Linked DNA regions of Homo sapiens: regions 1 and 3 are each linked to region 2. A link is an interaction called in ENCODE POLR2A ChIA-PET data of the cell type or tissue named here. Cell type or tissue: PC-3. All regions are shown on one strand. Links, peaks and the distances in the headings refer to the core of each region. The heading gives the core; the rest is flanking DNA. Region 1 holds the start of TGIF1 (TGFB induced factor homeobox 1). Region 2 holds the start of DLGAP1-AS2 (DLGAP1 antisense RNA 2). Region 3 overlaps TGIF1 (TGFB induced factor homeobox 1).

Region 1 (5,935 bases), core at 1-4,000, 160 kb after region 2:
CCTGCTCGGCGCACCTCGGCGCTGTCAGAGTGAGAGAGGCGAGGAGGGAAGGTACAGGAGGTCCTGCCTCCGCCCCCAGCCGCCCGCCCCGTCCCCCTCCCGCCCCGCCGCTCCTCCGCCCCTCCCCCGCACCTTCCAGCCGGGAAGACTGGACCGAGCGCGGCGGCCGCTGTCACTCGTCCCTCGGGGGCGGCGGTGCGGACGCGGGGGGTGGCCGGGTCCAGAAACACGATCCTTTCCGCCTGCCGCGCACGGACCGCCCGCATCCCTCGCCCGGCGGTGGGGGCACCAGCCGAGCGCCCCAGGTTTCTCCCTTGGGCCTTTCTTCCCGGGGCTGGCGAGGGTGCGTTTGGTTCGGAAACTGCAACAGATGGAAAAAAGGACACCTCCCTCCTTCCCTCCTCCACCCCCGGGAAGAAAAGCCTCCCCGTCTCGTTTTTGACAGCTGCCCCGAACTCTACTGGCCCTGCTCTAGCCGCACGAGACAGCCGCCTCTGATTCAAGGGGCGGGGCACGGGAGGAAAAGTATTCGAGACAAGAACCAACTTCTTCCAGAATGCGCGGCTGCCATTGACACGCGGGCGCGGCGCGGCGCACCCTTCTCCTCCCGGGGCTCTTCCTCCAGCAGCGACAGTGGGAGGTCGGCGGGGGTGGGGCGGGGGGGAATGATGAGACACAGCCTAAACGAACGTCTGTTCCCCCGGGCTAAAGCTGCGAGTTCCGGACTGGATTGCAAGGCAGTTTCGAAATCTGACACGTTGCGGACAGACACTTGTCACGCTCACATGCTCTTTAAACGTCTCTGCCCGGGGACGGCCGGGCGCGCGCCTGCCTCACCAAGACTCCGCCTGACACCCCGAGTCGCCGAACCCCGGCAGCGGCCACTTTTATAGCTAAGGGGTGACCACGCCGTGCCTGCTCGTCTGTTTCGGTCAACAGTGTCTACTCTTCGGATTGGAACCCTGCTAGGGGATCCCTCCTCCCATTTCAAACAGAAACTAGCCATTAAGTAAACACCCGTTCCTGTTGGCTTATTTTGGTCCACAGTTAGGAGGGATCCAACAGGAGTTTCTTGATGAAATTGCGCTTTCAAAGACCAGATGCTGTTTGGCTGACTTGAAGAAACGCATGCCCCCTCCTCTGGTTCTAGTTTTCGCGTGGTTACGTCCTGTTGTTTTGAAGCAAACGAACTGTCACATGCCACACAATGAGACTTCCCCCATCACTTTAAAAAAAGGAAAGAAAAGCCCTAAACGTAAATAAGCCTAGCAGAGACAGCGCCCGGGTCTGCCTCCAGTCTGGGCTCTGTGCTGTTTTTGTTCGGTAACCTCGGTGGAGATCCCGGCAGAAGAAACTCTGTGGAAATAAGATTAAACCCGAGGAGTACTAAGACGGCCAAGGGATAACTAACTCGACTTCGGAGCGTCTGTTTCAGGAACTAGAGCTAGCCTGCCACCCTCCCTCAAAAAAAAAAAAAAAAAAAAAGACACCCCCGCCCCTAGAATGCGTGGAGGCCAGAGTTTAAAAAGCCTGGGTGGTTTTTCCAATTACAGGACTAAAATGAATCAACAGGGAAAAAAAGCGTCTCTCTAAGAAGGCAGCAACCTTACGATTTTTTTCTTCTGTGGTTTGCTGACTGCTCGGGACAGAAGAGAACACACACCTAAAACGGCTCGGGGGGAGCGCGGTCCTGGGGACAAGCCACCCGCCCGGACGCTGCCCTGCAACTGCCGGGAGCACAGTTCCTTCCCGGACCTGGCTGCAGATGAATCAGCTGCTGCGCCCGGTGCGGGACAGATGTGGCGCAGGGAGGGGGCCAGCGCCCCCGCCGCCCGTTAGAGGGGGCCGCCTCGCTATTTCGTTTGAAGGGTTGTCTGTGGCTGGGATTGGTGGCTCCTATCCGCTGGGGAGCCGGGAGCGGAGGGAGGAGAGACGCAGGGAGGAGGAGCCGGGGGCTGGGCGACGCTGCGACTCCGCGGCCTGAGTGGCAGGAGCCTCGTCTGGAACCGGGCGGTTACTGGGGAGACGCTTTGTTTGCTAACTTCGAAAGCGGCTTCGGCTGCCTCGGCCGCTTTCGAAGCCACTCCACAAAACACGCCTTCGGTCGGTTTAACCCTACCTCCCCCCCCGCCCGCTTTAGCCAGCTCGAGACAAAAATGTTTCCCTCTTCCCCGTGGTTCTCCTTGGCCACGCGGTGGCTCTCATTATGTACACAAAGGTAGCTTTGCTTTCGTCCAAGTGGACTTGGCTAATGACTGCGATTCTCAGGCAACCGAGATGGGAACCGAGAATTGGAAAGGGTTTATAGCTTGAAAACAAACTTTCCAGGAGAAGGGGGGAGGGGCGGAGACAATTGAAAGCCTCTTTCGAATTAGGGGGAGGAAAAAACGGAGATGTGAACTCACCTTGGCTAGAAGTCAGGCTTGATCGGGCCAATGCACAACTTTTGCCCGAGCAAGTCATATCCAAACGGTTGTTAAAGCTGGCGAGGCACTCCAAAGAGAAACACTGGCACAATTCTGTGATGTAGCGAAAGCTTACAGCCCAACCGCTCCCGTAGATGCACCCCCACTGCCTCCCCCCAGCCAACGCTGATCTCAAACTTGTTTGGAGTTTCGGATTCTTGGTGCATTCTGGGAAGAAAGTGCCTAGGGTCAGCGCAACGTAACAAAGGGAACAGCCTCAAAAAAGTGGGCTTCAGATACCAGCAATTGCTTAGGGTATTTTTTGTTGATTCGTTTTTCTCGAGGTGGAAAAACAAGTTTCATTTCTAGCTCTGTCAGTCCCTTCCAGTCTCGGGGCCTTGCTATAAAACGGATTCAATGACTTTTAAGATTCTTTCCAGTGCTTTTTTTTTTTTTTTAAAGTATATAGATTCAAATTTGCTACATATTATTTGCTGATTCATATGAATGTTACTTGAATTGGGAAATTGCTTGAGTAAAATTGAGGCGTTGCTTGGTGCTGGCGGAGGCTACTGATAAACGTTTTTCACCATTATTTTTTTTCTCTCCAGGCACACATAGTTCCTTTTGGCGTCTTATCTTCTGAAGCTGCCTCAAGGCCAAGCAAAGAAAGTTGTTAAAAAGTTAAGTTACTTTTCACAGCCTGCAAACCCTTCAAAGGCAAGAACTCAAATAGAAACTTGGAAAGGCAGATAAGCCAGAAAAGTGTACTAATAAACGCACTTAATATGATTATTTTTTGATGCCAGGTCCACCAAGTGAAGATTGGAGGATGTATTTGTTTCTTCTACTCAACAACAATTGATAAAGCATGAGTTCCATCAAGGACTGTGTTCTAGGTGGAGAAAGGGTGACTCACCCAGTCATTGGATCTCTTTCACTTCCAGTCTCTGGAAGGCAGATATCTTTATAAAATATGCAGACAGCTAGGCTCTAAACACTGGACAAGAGGTCTGTAATCATCCAGTCACATCTCAGGTCAGAGGGTCTTGGACTGCTTAAGAAAGAGCTGACCATTGTCTTAAGAACCTGGGGTGGCCTAGAGCCATCTTGAGGTGATTTTATCAGCCCCATCAGGATAATTCTCCTCAGCTTCCTTGCATGAATAGTGTAACTGGTGCTACTACTTTTGTTTTTAGTCACTTTTCCTAGCCTGCACTTCCCTTCCCGGCCCTCCTTTTTCCTCTGTAGCCAAGTCATCACTTCTCTTTACCTAAATGAGTTTTGGAATCCAGGGGATAAAACGAAAAGATAGGCAGGGCGCTGTGGCTCACACCTGTAATCCCACCACTTTGGGAGGCCGAGGTGGGTGGATCACCTGAGGTCAGGAGTTTGAGACCAGCCTGACCAATATGGTGAAACCCCATCTCTACTAAAAATACAAAAATTAGCCGGGCGTGGTGGCGTGTGACTGTAGTCCCAGCTACTTGGGAGGCTGAGACAGGAGGGTTGCTTGAACCTGGGAGACAGAGGTTGCAGAAAGCTGAGATCGTGCCATTGCACTCCAGCCTGGGTGACAGAGCAAGACTCTGTCTCAAAAACAAAAACAAAAAAACGGAAAGATAATTCCTTGAGCACAAGCTTCACTCTCCTTATTCTCAACATCTGTGTCTGTATTATTCTTTACAGTTTATGAAACACTTATTTAATCTCACTTAATGCCCAAACTAGTGATGTTAGTTATTTTTTTTAAAAAGTCAAGATCACTTAACACATCCAAATATAACAAAGTTAAAAGGCATAAAACTGGGTACCCAACATAAATTATCTGATTATAAATCAAGTGGTCTCTGGGAAATCTTGTCATTTCAGAAGGTCAGATGGATGTGGAGGGCAGAAACTAACCTCAGATTATGCCAGGGACGCCAGGGCCTCCTGAACACTGTGGGGGGTTGTGCTCTGAAATCTACCTCCAGTTTTACAAGAAGCTCTCTTCCAATCTGTCTGCGCTTTTTTTTTTTTTTTTTTTTTTGCTTTTCTTCTCTTTTTTTTTTTTTTTTTTTTTTTTTTTTTTGAGACAGAGTCTTGCTCTGTCACCCAGGCTGGAGTGCAGTGGCGCAATCTCGGCTCACTGCAAGCTCTGCCTCCTGGGTTCACGCCATTCTCCTGCCTCAGCCTCCCGAGTAGCTGGGACCACAGGCACCTGCCACCACGCCCGTCTAATTTTTTGTGTTTTTAGTAGAGACAGGGTTTCACCATGTTAGCCAGGATGGTCTCGATATCCTGACCTCATGATCCGCCCGCCTCAGCCTCCCAAAGTGCTGGGATTACAGGCGTGAGCCACTACGCCCGGCCTTCTTCTCATTTTTTAACTACAAAAAAAGTTCTGAAAATTCAAGCAAGAGAGAATATACTAAGTGAGACATGGCCGACCTGGTAACTGCCCCCTTCCATTCTTCATTTAGGCATTTGTATATTATGCACAAAGGCAATGGGTTTTCCATTGTTACTTGTTCCCAAGTCCCCTCTGCCCGGGATGTTCCTTCACCACTTGTTGATCCTCTGGCAGTTTCTCACCAGTCAAGGCTAGGCCTAAATGTTACTTCTTAGAGGAGTCTTCGCTGATCACCTGACCTAAATTAGGTAGCCCCGCTGCCATCGTGTGGCTCAGGAGTTCTCAACCACAGCCCTATTGACGTTTGGGGCTGGATCATTCTTTCTTGTGGGGCTGTCCTGTGCATTGTAGGATATTTAGTGACATCCCTGGACACTAACCAGTGTGTGCCAGTGGCATCCTTCCCCCAAGCTGTGACAAACACAGATGTCTCCATATGTTGGCAGATGTTCCATGGGGATAGAAATCCCCATGGGGAGGAGGATCACCCCTGGTTCAGAACCACAAATCTAGCTCAATCCTTTATTTCTTCCATAACATCACAGTTTTCAATTATTTTGCTTACTTGACTGTTGGCTTGGTTTTTTCCCTCTGACCTCCCACTCAAATGTATGTTCATTATTAAATCTTTTTTTAAATTTGTTTTGTTTTTTTATTTTTAAAAAATTTTCATTATTAAATATTTATGCACTTAAGTGAACCGAGATCGCACCACTGTACTCAAGCCTGGGTGACAGAGTGAGACTCCGTCTCAAAAACAACAACAACAAAAAACAAAAACAAACAAAACCTTTATGTACTTAATACAGTGCCTAACACATCATAGGTACCCAATATTTATCAAATGAATAATGCATGAAAGTGAGACTATATGGGAGCTAAATGATAAGAACTTACGAACACAAAGAAGGAAACATCAGACACTGGGGTTTACTTGAGTGAGGAGGGTGGGAGGAGGGAGAGGAGCAGAAATTTTGGGTACTGGGCTTATCTGGATGATGAAATAATATGTACAACAAACCCTGTGACATGTTTTCTTATTTAAGAAACCTTCACATGTACCACCAAATGTAAATTAAAGTTAAAAAATTTTAAAAAGACAAAAAAAAAAAAAAAGAAAAGAAAGTGAGACTAT
Region 2 (6,386 bases), core at 1,512-5,511:
AAATAATGCAGGTGCTTTTTCAAAATATAGGAAAATTCAGAGAAGCCCAAAGAATAAAGTAAAAATCACCCGTAATCCCATTACGTGGCTGTAACGACTTGATGTCAAAGCTGGGAGCTCACATACATAGTAATTTGGTATAGTTACAATAGTGATTTTCTTTTTCCTTTGTAAGAATCCACTTCAAATTCAGTTTCTTCTTACTATACTTTTCTGTCAAACAAAGCAAAACTACTGGTCAGTGTAGAAGGGGGAAAAGCAACAAATGCATATGATGGCTTATGAAGTACAACATATTACAATTAGGGAAAGAAATAAGTATTATTGCTGTTGTATTTCTGTTTGACTTACTACTCATACAACTGGTTATCTAAGCCCAAACTCTATAATGTAAGGAAGTAATGAAAACGTCTGTCTTTGAGAGCAGCGAATTCTTTAGTGTGGTTCTGGCAGGGGAAGGAAGCGGGGAAGGGTTCTAAGAAGCGGGGCCCAGTTTCATCCTGGCGAGTTGCAGCTTTCTTCCTGAGCGTGGTGACTCGTCAAGGCACCAAGGCTCAGGAATGAGACAGACATTAGAGCTTGTTCTGGTTGGCACCTCTAGGATAGTTTTGTCTGCACACTGTGCCTCTGAGGAATGGCCTCTACAAAGGGTCAGGATGCCAAAATTCTTTAATCTTTCACTTTCATTTTAAAAATGAAATCTGAATATCTCTCCATCTAATAGCAAACCACAGCGAGACCTTTTTTTTTCTTAATGTCCCGACCTGCCTAGGCAGGAATCCATTATGGTTGTTGTTGATTTTAGTGTTTTGTTTGAAGTCTCCTATTTCTTCATGAATTCTCTTTCACACAAACTTGTTAGTGGCACTCAGTGTCCTCGGTAAACTTTTTGGTTTTTGTTTACGGCTAGCTTTTAAAAATCTATAGACAGGCAAAAAAAATCTCCTGCCGCTAAAAAGCTCCGTGACCTTGGAAAAGTCACTTAACCTCTCTGGAGAAAGCTCAAGTTAGAGGGTCAGAGTAGTGGACTGGAGAGGATTTTAGAGATCAGAGTTCTGCCCTTCCTGTTTACAGATCTGACATTCAGAGAGGCCAGAAGTCACAACAGCTTTCTTGAAGTTTTATTATTTTGATTTTTAAGGAAAGGAGTCCAATGAATTTGCAAATTAACGAAGCAGTGTTTGAAAAGAAAATATGCAAGAGATACTTAAGTGTTAAAGGAAACTAAAGCTTTGAGAACTAGAGATAAGATACTTTAAAGTAACTATCCAAATTGGTTTGTAGGCAGCAAACGTTAACTGTGTAAAATGTGGAGCATTTGATGCACCAAGAAATATTTACTGACTGCCCACTTGGAACTTAAAAGTTCAGTTGGGAACCAAGAAGATAATTATAATGTAATAAGTGCTCTGCCTGATTAAAAACTGCTGTGTTCTCATGAGAACTAGGAAAGGCATTCAGAAGGACATTCCTGACGTCTTCTTGGAAGAGGTCGAACGTAAGCTCGTATCTGAAGGAAAAACCAGAGGAAAGAATATCCCTAACGAGGAATCGATTGCACATGCAAACCCAGGGAACTTGATGGGTTGAATAACTAAAGGAAAAGTGGTCAGGAGGAGGCAGAATTCTGAGACCTGAAAAGGGTGAATAGGAACTCTTATCCTGAGGGGAGATTTGTAAACTGCAGACTGACAGGACCTGCTGGAGGGTTTCCACTCTTCCTCTAAGTGTACACAATAGTTTGGAAACAGAAAAGACAGACCCAGTGAGACTAAGTAGAAACGTATTTCTCCAAATATTTTGACCTACAAAATGCATTTTCCCTGTTGCCCAGTATGTACACAGATCCGGGGACACGCACACACAAACTGAAAGAGGTTTCACAACAAGACTTACTTTTTCTACACAGGATGTACGCTGACATTTTCTACCTAACATTTTGCATTTTCTAAATGGTGAAACTGCATGACTCATCTTATTTCACTACCCACTAAGTGACAACTCAGAGTTGGAGAAACCTTGAGTTAAGGAAGTTGCTGTGATACTCCAGAAGATAACATTAAAACTGTAGGATCTAGGGAAGCAGAAAGATGCACAGAAGGATGTGGAATGACTCCACAGGGATTTAAGAGACTGGAGAGAAGGACCCAAAGGAGTGCTTACAGATAATGCTGAGTTTTGGCTTGAACTCGGGGCAGATAAAGGGATCGTGTACTGAGATGGGGAACCTTAAGTGAAAAATAAGGAGGGTAAAGGTATCACCACTTGAGAAATGCCCGATTCTTTTGTGTGTATGTGTGTGTGTGTGTGCGTGTGCGTGTGTTTGTAAACATAAATATGCTCCTTAATTTGAAGTACATCCCAAGAAAAACATGTAACTCCAGAAAATGTCCAAGTTTTATTAAAAGAAGAAGGGAAATGGCAGAAATGGAAAGAAGGGAATCAGTGGGGAGGAAGGAGTGGGCTCTAGCACTTAGGCACAAGACTCCACTTGGAAAGGACAGGCAAGATTCAAATCCCCGAGGGAACAGACAGCCCATATCAGACTCACCTGATGCTTCACTGCAGCTGCCATGGGGCTTTTATAAGCTGGGAATGGGTTAAGCATAGTCCCAGCTGTTCATTCAGCCACGATGTTGGCAGGAGTTAGCTTCTTTACACATAAAGTTGGCATCAAATTTGGAATTCACAATCACTAGTTCACGAACGTCACAGGCATTTCTTAGGCGCTTCTTATATAAATGGAAATACCATTAACTTTCTTCTTCATGCACGCTCTCTGACAGCATCGGGTCAAAGGAACTTTTTTCCTGCCTCTTTTCATAGCTTCCACCGCCCCATCCTTCTTCTAAATCTTTAATTTTGCAAAGCCATAGGGAGTGGTGGTAGCCTGTGGCGAGTTGAAGATTTTGAACAATAGGTGTTTCTGAGCTGGATTTATTGAAAGGGTCTTGTCTGTGTCCTGGGGGAGATTGTAAATGAGATGTCAACAGGAGCTCTTTTGTGTGGATGGCATTCATCCTGAAAGACAGGAATTCCCTTACTGTGCTAGTATTTAAAGTACATTTGTTGCTGCTTTTGCTAAAACTTTTCATCCAACTGCCGGAGCTAACAGCAATGAATGAGTCACTTGGTGTGATTGTAACTTCCTTCCCTCCTTAGCAAAGCAATGACTCAGTCATTTACATTTAGAAAGGAAGGCTCCTAAGAAGATTTCTTGGATTTTCATCAGCTTGAGCCTCTTTTCTTGACCATCACGTGGGCCTGATCTGTCGGCAATCCTGTTAACCCAGGGTGAGGGGAGTCTAGCCGGGCTGCTTTTCTCACTCCCTGGAAAACTTTTTGCTGTTTTGCTCGTTTCTTTTTTAAATCCAAGGAGAAAGACAAACACAATTTCCTGCCTTAAGCCCTTTTCCTTTCTCTCTCCCTCCGCCTTTTTTTTTGTAAAGGACAGGCAATTTCAGTTTACTATAATTACCCTGGGCTGAGGTTTGACTCACTCCACCTTTAGATGATAAGGCAACCGTTTTATTACTTCGCAGCCAGGTGCCTGAGGGTGACAAGACTTGCCTTTATCTGGTGACCTGACAAGGTTATCAGCAACTGCAAATGGGCTGAACCTCGGAGCAGGGACCATCAAAACGCTTCCCTCTCCTTGATCCATTTCCCAACCCTTTATTGGTAATTCATTTCAATCCGAAGACTAGCTCTAGTTTCTGCAAGTTCTTCCGCATTCCTACACCTTAGCTCTGTCCTCTTGTGTTCTCTTTGGAACACAGGCAGCGGCAACAGCAATCTTAATTATGAGCAGTCAGCTGCCCCCATGAGCCCAGAGCACGACCATGAAGTCTCAACCACAGTCCAGCACACAACACGCAGGATATATTTGCGTCCTCTGGCTTAGTCGATTTGCAGTATTTATAGTTGCTTTTTCAGAGTCGATACTTAATAACGTCTTTGACCTATGATGCTAGAAATCCCTCCAAAATAAAATCGTATTGCTTGTATCTTCTATGGTTCCTTTTGAAAACTGGAATATAATCCGCACCAGGAGGCAGTGCTGTGCTGGAGATAATAAACATATCTAGTGCTCGATCTATTTATATCTGCAGTTCATGAATTTATTTGTCTACCAACACAAGTTTCTTTGTTTTTTTTTTTTTTTTTTTTTTTGGACGGAGTCTCGCTCTGTCGCCCAGGCTGGAGTGCGGTGGCGCGATCTCGGCTCCCTGCAAGCTCCGCCTCCCGGGTTCACGCCATTCTCCTGCCTCAGCCTCCCGAGTAGCTGGGACTACAGGCGCCCGCCACCACGCCCGGCTAATTTTTTGTATTTTTAGCAGAGACGGGGTTTCACTGTCTTAGCCAGGATGGTCTCGATCTCCTGACCTCGTGATCCGCCCGCCTCGGCCTCCCAAATTGCTGGGATGACAGGCGTGAGCCACCGCGCCCGGCCAAAACAAGATTATTCTTTAATTCAAACTGTGTTACGTGCACTGTCTCGGTTATCTGGTGGGTGGGAAATGTGGTATAAAAGCATGCATTTTGGGAAATGGTTTCCAAAAAGTGTGTACTAGGCAAAGCTTGAATGAATGAAGGGTGAGAGTACTTGCAGACACACTTTTAGGTCAGTGTCCTGGGCAGCATCAAAGCTGCGCGGCACCCGGCTTGTACATAGCACGGAGCTGCCACCCTGTAGTGCAAAATTATAGTGGGCCAAGGTAAATCATATGTTTTATTTATTTATTTATTCATTCATTTGAGAAGGAGTCTCGCACTGTAGCCCAGGCTGGAGTGCAGTGGCCCGATCTCCACTCACTGCAATCTCCGCTTCCCGGGTTCAAGCGATTCGCCTGCCTCAGCCTCCTGAGTAGCTGGGATTACAGGTACTCGCCACCACGCCCAGCTAATTTTTTTTTTTTTCCGAGATGGAGTCTCGCTCTGTCACCCAGGCTGGAGTGCAGTGGCGTGATCTGGGCTTGCTGCAACCTCCGCTTCCTTGGTTCAAGCGATTCTCCTGCCTCAGCCTCCCAAGTAGCTGGGATTACTGGGGCAGGCCACCATGACCGGCTAATTTATTTGTATTTTTGGTAGAGACAGGGTTTCACCATGTTGGTCAGGCTGGTCTCAAATTCCCGACCTCAAACGATTGGCCCACCTCGGCCTCCCAAAGTGCTGGGATTATAGGCGTGAACCACCATGCCCAGCCGTAGGTTTTATTTTTCTATCTGTGAAGTCGAACTGTAGCCTGAGGGTAGCAGATGGGAAAGGAGGGGTTGGGAAGAGAATGGAAAAGATGAGTTAAAACACACACACACACACACACACACCCTTGCATATGTGAAGTGTTTATCTGTAAGACCACATCAGATTACTCCATTCTGGGCCAGGCGCAGTGGCTCACACCTGTAAACCCAGCATTTTGGGAGGCCGAGGCGGGTGGATTGCTTGAGGTCAGGAGTTCGAGACCAGCCTGATCAACATGGTGAAACCCCATCTCTACTAAAAATACAAAAGATAGCTGGCATGGTGGCAGGTGCCTGTAATCCCAGCTACTTGGGTGGCTGAGGTGGGAGAATTGCTTTAGCCCGGGAAGTGGAGGTTGCAGTGAGCTGAGATCACATCACTGCACTCTAGCCTGAGCCACAGGGTGAGACTCTGTCTCAAAAAATATATATATCTATATATCTATCTATATATCTATATATCTATATATCTATCTATATCTTTATCTCTATATCTATATATCTATATATCTATCTATATCTATATATCTATATATCTATATCTATATATCTATCTATATATCTATATATATCTATATATCTATCTATATATCTATATATATCTATATCTATCTATATATCTATATATATCTATATATCTATCTATATATCTATATATCTATATATATCTATATATCTATATATATCTATATATATCTATATATCTATATATATCTATATATCTATATATCTATATATATCTATATATCTATATATATCTATATATCTATATATATCTATATATCTATATATATCTATATCTCTATATCTATATAGCTATAGATATCTATATAGATCTCTATAGATATCTATAGATCTCTATAGATATCTATATCTCCATTCTGTAATGTATATAGACATCATTCCACACTGTGGAAAGAAACAGTTCAAATCCCCTACCAGGGCCCTTACTACAATTATAATAAAAACGAATAAAAAGAATGTTTCTGGCCAGGCACGGTGGCTCATGCCTGTAATCCCAGCACTTTGGGAGGCCGAGGCAGGTGGATCACCTGAGGTCCGGGGTTCGAGACCAGCCTGGCCAACATGGTGAAACCCCGTCTCTACTAATACAAAAATAAGCTGGGAGTGGTGGCACTACTC
Region 3 (6,019 bases), core at 2,020-6,019, 140 kb after region 2:
TTAATTAGAGGTCACGATTTTTGGAGGTTAAGACTTGACACATTCTCCTGTTAATGAGCTGAATGAGACCTAAAACTGATCTCTAAACATTGCTTTTTGCTCTCTGGCCAGTTTCCAGAGATAAATTTTACTTTTTGATTGAATACAAATGAATATTTTGTATTCCTGCAGTAAGTTTTGGGGTCTATCACTCAGAGGCTTAGCTTTACATATGGTATGAGCTATGTGTATATAGTACCAAATATCAAATTTATGCTAAACTCTAATTGAACAAGCTGACCTGGGTGACAAAATAATTCTACAGCAAATTATATTTCTGTAAGACAAATTACATTTCTGTAAGACTCTAATTTTCAGTCCTTCTGTCCAAACAAAAAAGACTACAGAAACAATTTTTGTTTTGTTTTGTTTTTAGGTCTGGAAAAAGAACGGTCAACTCCCCATGTTCTGGATAAGGACAGAAACAATGGCTGATTTAAAGAATTATTTAAGGCAATGGTTCTCAATCTTGTCTATGCATTGGAATCACTAAGAGATCTTCTAAAAATTCCCAACTCGAGGCCACAGTTTTTTTTGTTTGTTTTGTTTTGTTTTTTGTTTGTTTTTTTTTAGCTTTCTAGGTGATTCCAGTGTTCAGTTAAGTTTGAGAACCACTGATTTGGAGTTTCAAAGTAACTATAGTAAAATTCTAGTTTCTAGTAATAGTGGATTTTTTTTTTCCTTTTTCAGACTAATTCCCTCCAGGTTAACAATCATGAAGTGTGAATGAACAAAAAGTTAAACAAACAAAAAGCTAGTTGAAGGCCTGAAGAGTAACCAAAAGCATAAACTGGAGGGTCGTCTTCCCCTAAAAGAAGAGAACTTCAAGATGTACAAGTTTGCACCTTTTGCCTGAAGGCAGTCCTCATTCTTCAGAAGGTTAGGGGTGGCAGAAAGCTGCATCTTCAGTGGCTTGAGATGTCAAGGACAGAAATGGGGTGGGCAGAGCAGAGCAAAAGTTAAGAAAGTTAGGAGAAGAATTCTGGAAAGAGGGGAACTGAAGAAGGAGCAAATCTCAACCTCTGAACAGAAATTTTGTTCAAATCCCTAGTTGGTTTGTGCAGCAGGGGAGACGCCAGTGGGCCCATTGAAAGGCAGCAGCCGGAAGCTGAAAACTAATCAGAGACTTCGGCTGCTATCCATTACAGGATGGTTTGAAGTTTCAGTTCAGGCGAATGAGCTGCTTGAGGACAAAAGTTAACTATTCTGAGGAATGTAGCCAAATCCGTAGTCTTTATTAATGTACCATCCATACTGTCCAGCATGTAATAAAAAATCACTAGACAAGCAAAAAAAAAAAATGACCCCATACAGAAGTGAAATATAATCAATGGAAACTGATTCTGATTAGGACATGTTACAATTAGCAAACAAGTATTTAAGGCAGCTATTATAAATGCTTATAAGGATATATATTCATAATTAGTAATGAGGAATCTCAGAGAATTAGGAATACTAAAGAACCAAGTGGAAATTTTACATGTGAAAAATACTAGTACTATAATGAAAGTCCACTGGATACGTTCATGAGCAGACTGAAGACAGCAGAAGAGTTAGTGAATTGCAAATAAATTATACAAATTATTCAATCTAAAACAGAAACAAGACTGAAGAAAAGAGCTTCAGAGACATACAGGACAACCTCAAGTGATCTAATGTAAATTTGCTGGAGTTCTGAGACAGGAAAGCAAGAAATAAATGGAAAAAATGGCCAAAATTTCCCCAAGTTTGATTTTAAAATAAATAAAAAAAATAGATTTACAGATCCAAAAGTTCAATGAACCCCCAGCTAAATAAGTACAAACAAACCATACCTAGGCATATTTTAGTGACACTGCTGAAATTCAAAAATAAGACAGCCAGAGAAAGACATTATATTTATGAGAATGATACAAATGACAGCTGATGTCTCATCAGAAACAATGGAGGCCAAAAGACAATAAATGCCTGCCAAGTGCTGTAAGAAAAAAAGCTATCAACCCAGAATTCCCCATCAGTGAAATGATCCTTCAAAGATTAAAGTGAAATAAAGTCATTTTCCATGAACTCATTTTCAAAGCGTTTCAATGAGCCTAAACTTGTCACTGGACTACAGTTCTCAAAGAAATCATTCAAGCTGAAAAGGAAAGACCTCAGATGTCACTCAAATCTATAGGAGACAATGAAGAACATCAGAAATGGTCAATGTTTGGCAAATATAAAAGATACATTCTTTTTTCTCTTAATCATTTAAATGACGCTTGTTTTAAGTGAAAATGATAGCATCGTACTGTTGCGTTTATTATGTATGTAGCTGTAATATATGTGAAAAACCAAGGAAGAGAGGAGAGGGTGAATGGAACTATACTGTTCCAAGGTTCTGTATTTTATGAAGCTGTATCATATTAACCCTAAGTGGATGGTAGTAGGTCAAAGATGTATGCTGTAATACCTAGAAGAACCATTTTAAAAATATGGTGTATAGTTTATAAACCAATAGAAAAATTAAAACACAAAACTGTACTTGTACCCCCTAAATCTATAAAAATAGGCCAGGCTTGGTGGCTCACATCTGTAACCCCAGCACTTTGGGAGTCTGAGGAGGGCAATTCACTTGAGGCCAGGAGTTCAAGACCAACCTGGGCAACATGGCGAAATCCCATCTCTACTAAAAATACAAAAAAATTAGCCTGGCATGGTGGTGCATGCCTGTAATCTCAGCTACTTGGGAGGCTGAGTCACAAGAATCCCTTGAACCCAGGAGGTGGAGGTTGCAGTGAGCCAAGATCACGCCACTGCACTCCAGCCTGGGTGACAGAGCGAGACCCCGTCTCAAAAAAAAAAAAAAAAAAAGAATACTTTTTTAAAAAGAGAAATTAAAACAAAATCAGAGAAAAAGACATTATATATATGAGAATGCTGATATTCTCATATATCTTAATATATGATATATAATATATAATAATAATGATATAATGATATATAATAAAAATATTCAACCTGAAAGAAGGCAGGAAAAGAGGAGCAAAGAAAAAAGCCAAATGGTAAACTCAATCTAAACATATCAATAATTACAGTAAATGTAAATTGACAAATGCTAAGTAAAAGGCAGAGATCATTAGACTAAATAAAAAAGCAAGACCCAAACTATATGCTATGGGATGAACTTCAAAAACACAAATAGGTGAAAAGTAAACAAATTAAAAAGATATATTGCACCATGTAAATTATAAGCATAAAAATCATTTCTATTTGGCTTTGATATGAACAGCTTTTTACATTTATCTTTTCACTTAAATGTACCTGTTTTTAAATAATGGATTACATTCATTCAACACCAACTATTATCAACCATGACCTGTAACAACCTCAATAGGGAAAAAATGAAGTAAAACATAGGGAATTTAAGGTGACTTACAGTTTTTCTTTTAAATGAGTCATATGGCTCCTTTCCTTCTCCTTCCAGTATGAGTGATGAAACACCGTAACAGGGCAAACCTTTTAGGACTTGCTCATTTCCCTCATCTATACTAAAGCAAAATGTTCAGCCTTTGATCTAGCTGTTGGAGCAAGTAATGATTCTGGATCACCTTTGCGTCATTCATTTTTATTAATGTTTATTTTGTTCCTTGTATTTACTTTACTAGTACTTTTTGGGTTTTTGTCTATTTCTGTGACTCTCTGAGGTGAGGCCAGACCATTCTAAGCTGATGTGCCCTACGAAGCTGCACCCCACAGGCTAGAGCACAACATTCCCTCACCTAATTTTCTTACGCCTCTTGGTAATCATCAGCAGTTTTTTTCTTTCACTTACAAGGAAAGTCTTTGAGTTTAGCTCTTTCTACAGTAGGGACTTTCTAAAATAGTTTCAAAATTAGACAAATTTGTATTTTTCTACATTCTTTAAACAATACTGAAGCTCTGATGCTCCCTCACACTTAGACAATTCATAGCTGGGGCAGGGCTGGAAAGAACATGACCGTAACAACAAAGCAAGCTCATACTAAGCATGACTACAAAGAATGGTTTTGTGGCATGTGACAAATCTGCTCAACCATACAAGTGAAAGGAGCAACACCAATTCCCTTCTGGCCATCTGGGCTTTGTAAGTGATTGTCTATCCCAACAAACTCCACTTGTACATAGCACCATTTTTTCACAAACTGAGACCTTGGAAAATACTCACCTAATAAACTGACAATCCCACCATAGACAGAACCCCACCGTTTATTTCATCATTTTAGAAAACACTTTTGAGATGTTTTAAAAGGTAATTTCTCTGCAAATACTATGCTACATTTGAATACAAATGCCTTAACTAAATGTACCACTGAACAAAGGTTATTTTAAAGGGTAACGTGGAAAAAGGGCAAGAGATTGCTTGCGTTGTTTTCTTCTGAAAACTCAGCAATAACCGGATGCTTCAAGACTTTTCTTTATAACATGGCCACGTTTTAAACTACGCAGGACAGATCAGCAAGGGATTTAGTGGCTAGCTAAACACTAAAATGATTCATTTCAATTTGCCATGCAGTTTAAGTAAAGCTCTAAGGGCCTGCTATGCCTCCTATCAAGAGTAAATATCACACATCCTGTTTATGCAAACTGGCTTGTTGTCCACAGGTTTTCAAAGAGCTGGTGACACCCCCTAACACTGCACCCTACCCCCCCAGCTTCCTGCTCACTGGGGTGCTATATTCCTACTTATTTTTAAGAAGCACCTCCCTCAACAGAAATACTCTGAATTACAACAATTTTTAAAGAAAATACTTTATTATGTCATGAAAAAAAAGGCATCAACCAACTAGATTCATACTTGTTTGAAAAAAAATGGAAAATTTATTAATTAGACAGTATGTGGGCATCCTGTTCCACATGGGAATGAGAAGATGCTATAGGTTCTCTAAGTATTGCACAGTCTGAAAAAATAACAAAAAAAGGGAAGGGGAGGAAAAAAAAAATCACATGATATTGGGAACCATCTCACATTATGAATAATCTACCAAGAAACATTTAAAAAAGAAAACCCTTTGTTTCTACAGTAGCTTTAAGTTTATAGTTCTTGGAATGACTGTATTCCATTGAAGACATCTCAGTAACAGGAAGCTGTTTTAGCAATCCCATGTGCAAATATTAATAAAAAATATATAAAATAATGCAATTCATCTCTTGCCTTCACCCCGGCAATCATGACATTTCTGAGAACTGTTTTGCTTGAAAATGGGTTAAGCTGTAAGTTTTGCCTGAAGCTCCATCTCTGCAGCCCGTTTGAGTGCAACATCCACTAGAAGCTGAAATCCACTGAAGTCCTGGTTGAGGTCCGGTGGAGTAGGGGGAGGAGTGTTGAAAAGACCACTCTGTGTATTCGTACTTGGTCCAGATTTACAAGTGTCCTCTGGGTACATGAGAGAGGTGTCTGTGAAGTTTTTGGCCGCTATCTGCTGTATATCTGTGTTTTGTCCCACACCGACCGACTGGCAGAGAGAGAAAGGGACATCTTTCAATGCAGTCACAGTGGTATGGCAGATCACTGATGGACGAGCCAAAACTGATCCCGGGGATGACGGCTTAGGAGACAGTGGCCTCCCTAGGGTTGGGTTTGGCCCAGCTGTACAGGAATGAAATGGGGTCTCCTCTAGAGCTGGCATGAAGTTTTTGATGCCCATCACGGACTCCACAGAGCTCGTTTCAGAAATCTTGGCCCCACGGCGGGAAATTGTGAACTGATTTGGATCTTTGCCATCCTTTCTCAGCATGTCAGGGAGGAGCCTGCGGCGGGCGTTGATGAACCAGTTACAGACCTGAAATCATATCGGTACGCTTTAACATTTTCCTCATTCACTCAGCCAACGGGTTCTGAGAATGTTCTATGGGGTACCTAATTGATCTTGCTCTCTGAATTAAAGAAAGCATGAAAAGCCTTATCTGAATTTACAATGTTATTTCAAGGTATCTGAGCTCCGCCAAGAAAGCAAGCTACCACCTGTCATAAGCCTTCTAG

Evidence for each region. Peaks named below come from ENCODE experiments on the same cell type or tissue, not always from the same donor. Only the 100,000 strongest peaks of a DNase experiment are listed, where the experiment ranks them.
Region 1: POLR2A ChIA-PET joins it to region 2 with 47 read pairs; 34 of 35 experiments call an interaction of 5 or more read pairs at or near these places.
Region 3: POLR2A ChIA-PET joins it to region 2 with 24 read pairs; 34 of 35 experiments call an interaction of 5 or more read pairs at or near these places.

What each region holds. Positions count from the first base shown.
Region 1 is chr18:3,444,268-3,450,202 of GRCh38, reverse strand. TGIF1 (TGFB induced factor homeobox 1) reads right to left here and starts at 31. Exons shown (of 3, transcript NM_003244.4): 1 at 1-31. LOC124904237 (a long non-coding RNA gene) reads left to right here. Exons shown (of 2, transcript XR_007066269.1): 2 at 3,017-3,197. RefSeq lists silencers at 1-141, 172-281, 1,942-2,011 and enhancers at 802-991, 579-1,198, 1,092-1,231, 1,199-1,820. In PC-3, for the core only: a CTCF peak has its summit at 2,214 (motif pointing right); DNase peaks (open chromatin) are centred at 722, 1,902 and 3,342; H3K4me3 peaks cover 3,622 bases; H3K27ac peaks cover 4,000 bases.
Region 2 is chr18:3,600,381-3,606,766 of GRCh38, reverse strand. The region is part of intron 7 of DLGAP1 (DLG associated protein 1); the gene reads left to right. It overlaps DLGAP1-AS2 (DLGAP1 antisense RNA 2), which reads right to left and starts at 3,030. Exons shown (of 3, transcript NR_119377.1): 1 at 2,552-3,030; 2 at 127-213. RefSeq lists enhancers at 1,974-2,043, 2,421-3,214, 2,240-3,439, 3,215-4,009, 4,010-4,804 and 1 more. In PC-3, for the core only: a CTCF peak has its summit at 4,053 (motif pointing right); DNase peaks (open chromatin) are centred at 1,946, 2,666, 3,146, 3,596 and 1 weaker place; H3K4me3 peaks cover 2,795 bases; H3K27ac peaks cover 3,316 bases.
Region 3 is chr18:3,457,165-3,463,183 of GRCh38, reverse strand. It overlaps TGIF1 (TGFB induced factor homeobox 1), which reads right to left. Exons shown (of 3, transcript NM_003244.4): 3 at 3,206-5,819. The coding sequence ends at 5,244. LOC105371965 (a long non-coding RNA gene) reads left to right here. Exons shown (of 3, transcript XR_935106.3): 3 at 730-1,340. Among named protein-coding and RNA genes, the nearest start is that of GAPLINC, 6.1 kb to the left of the region's middle. RefSeq lists an enhancer at 5,006-5,566. In PC-3, for the core only: no CTCF peak of the experiment used is centred there; DNase peaks (open chromatin) are centred at 3,543 and 3,943; H3K4me3 peaks cover 1,626 bases; H3K27ac peaks cover 3,046 bases.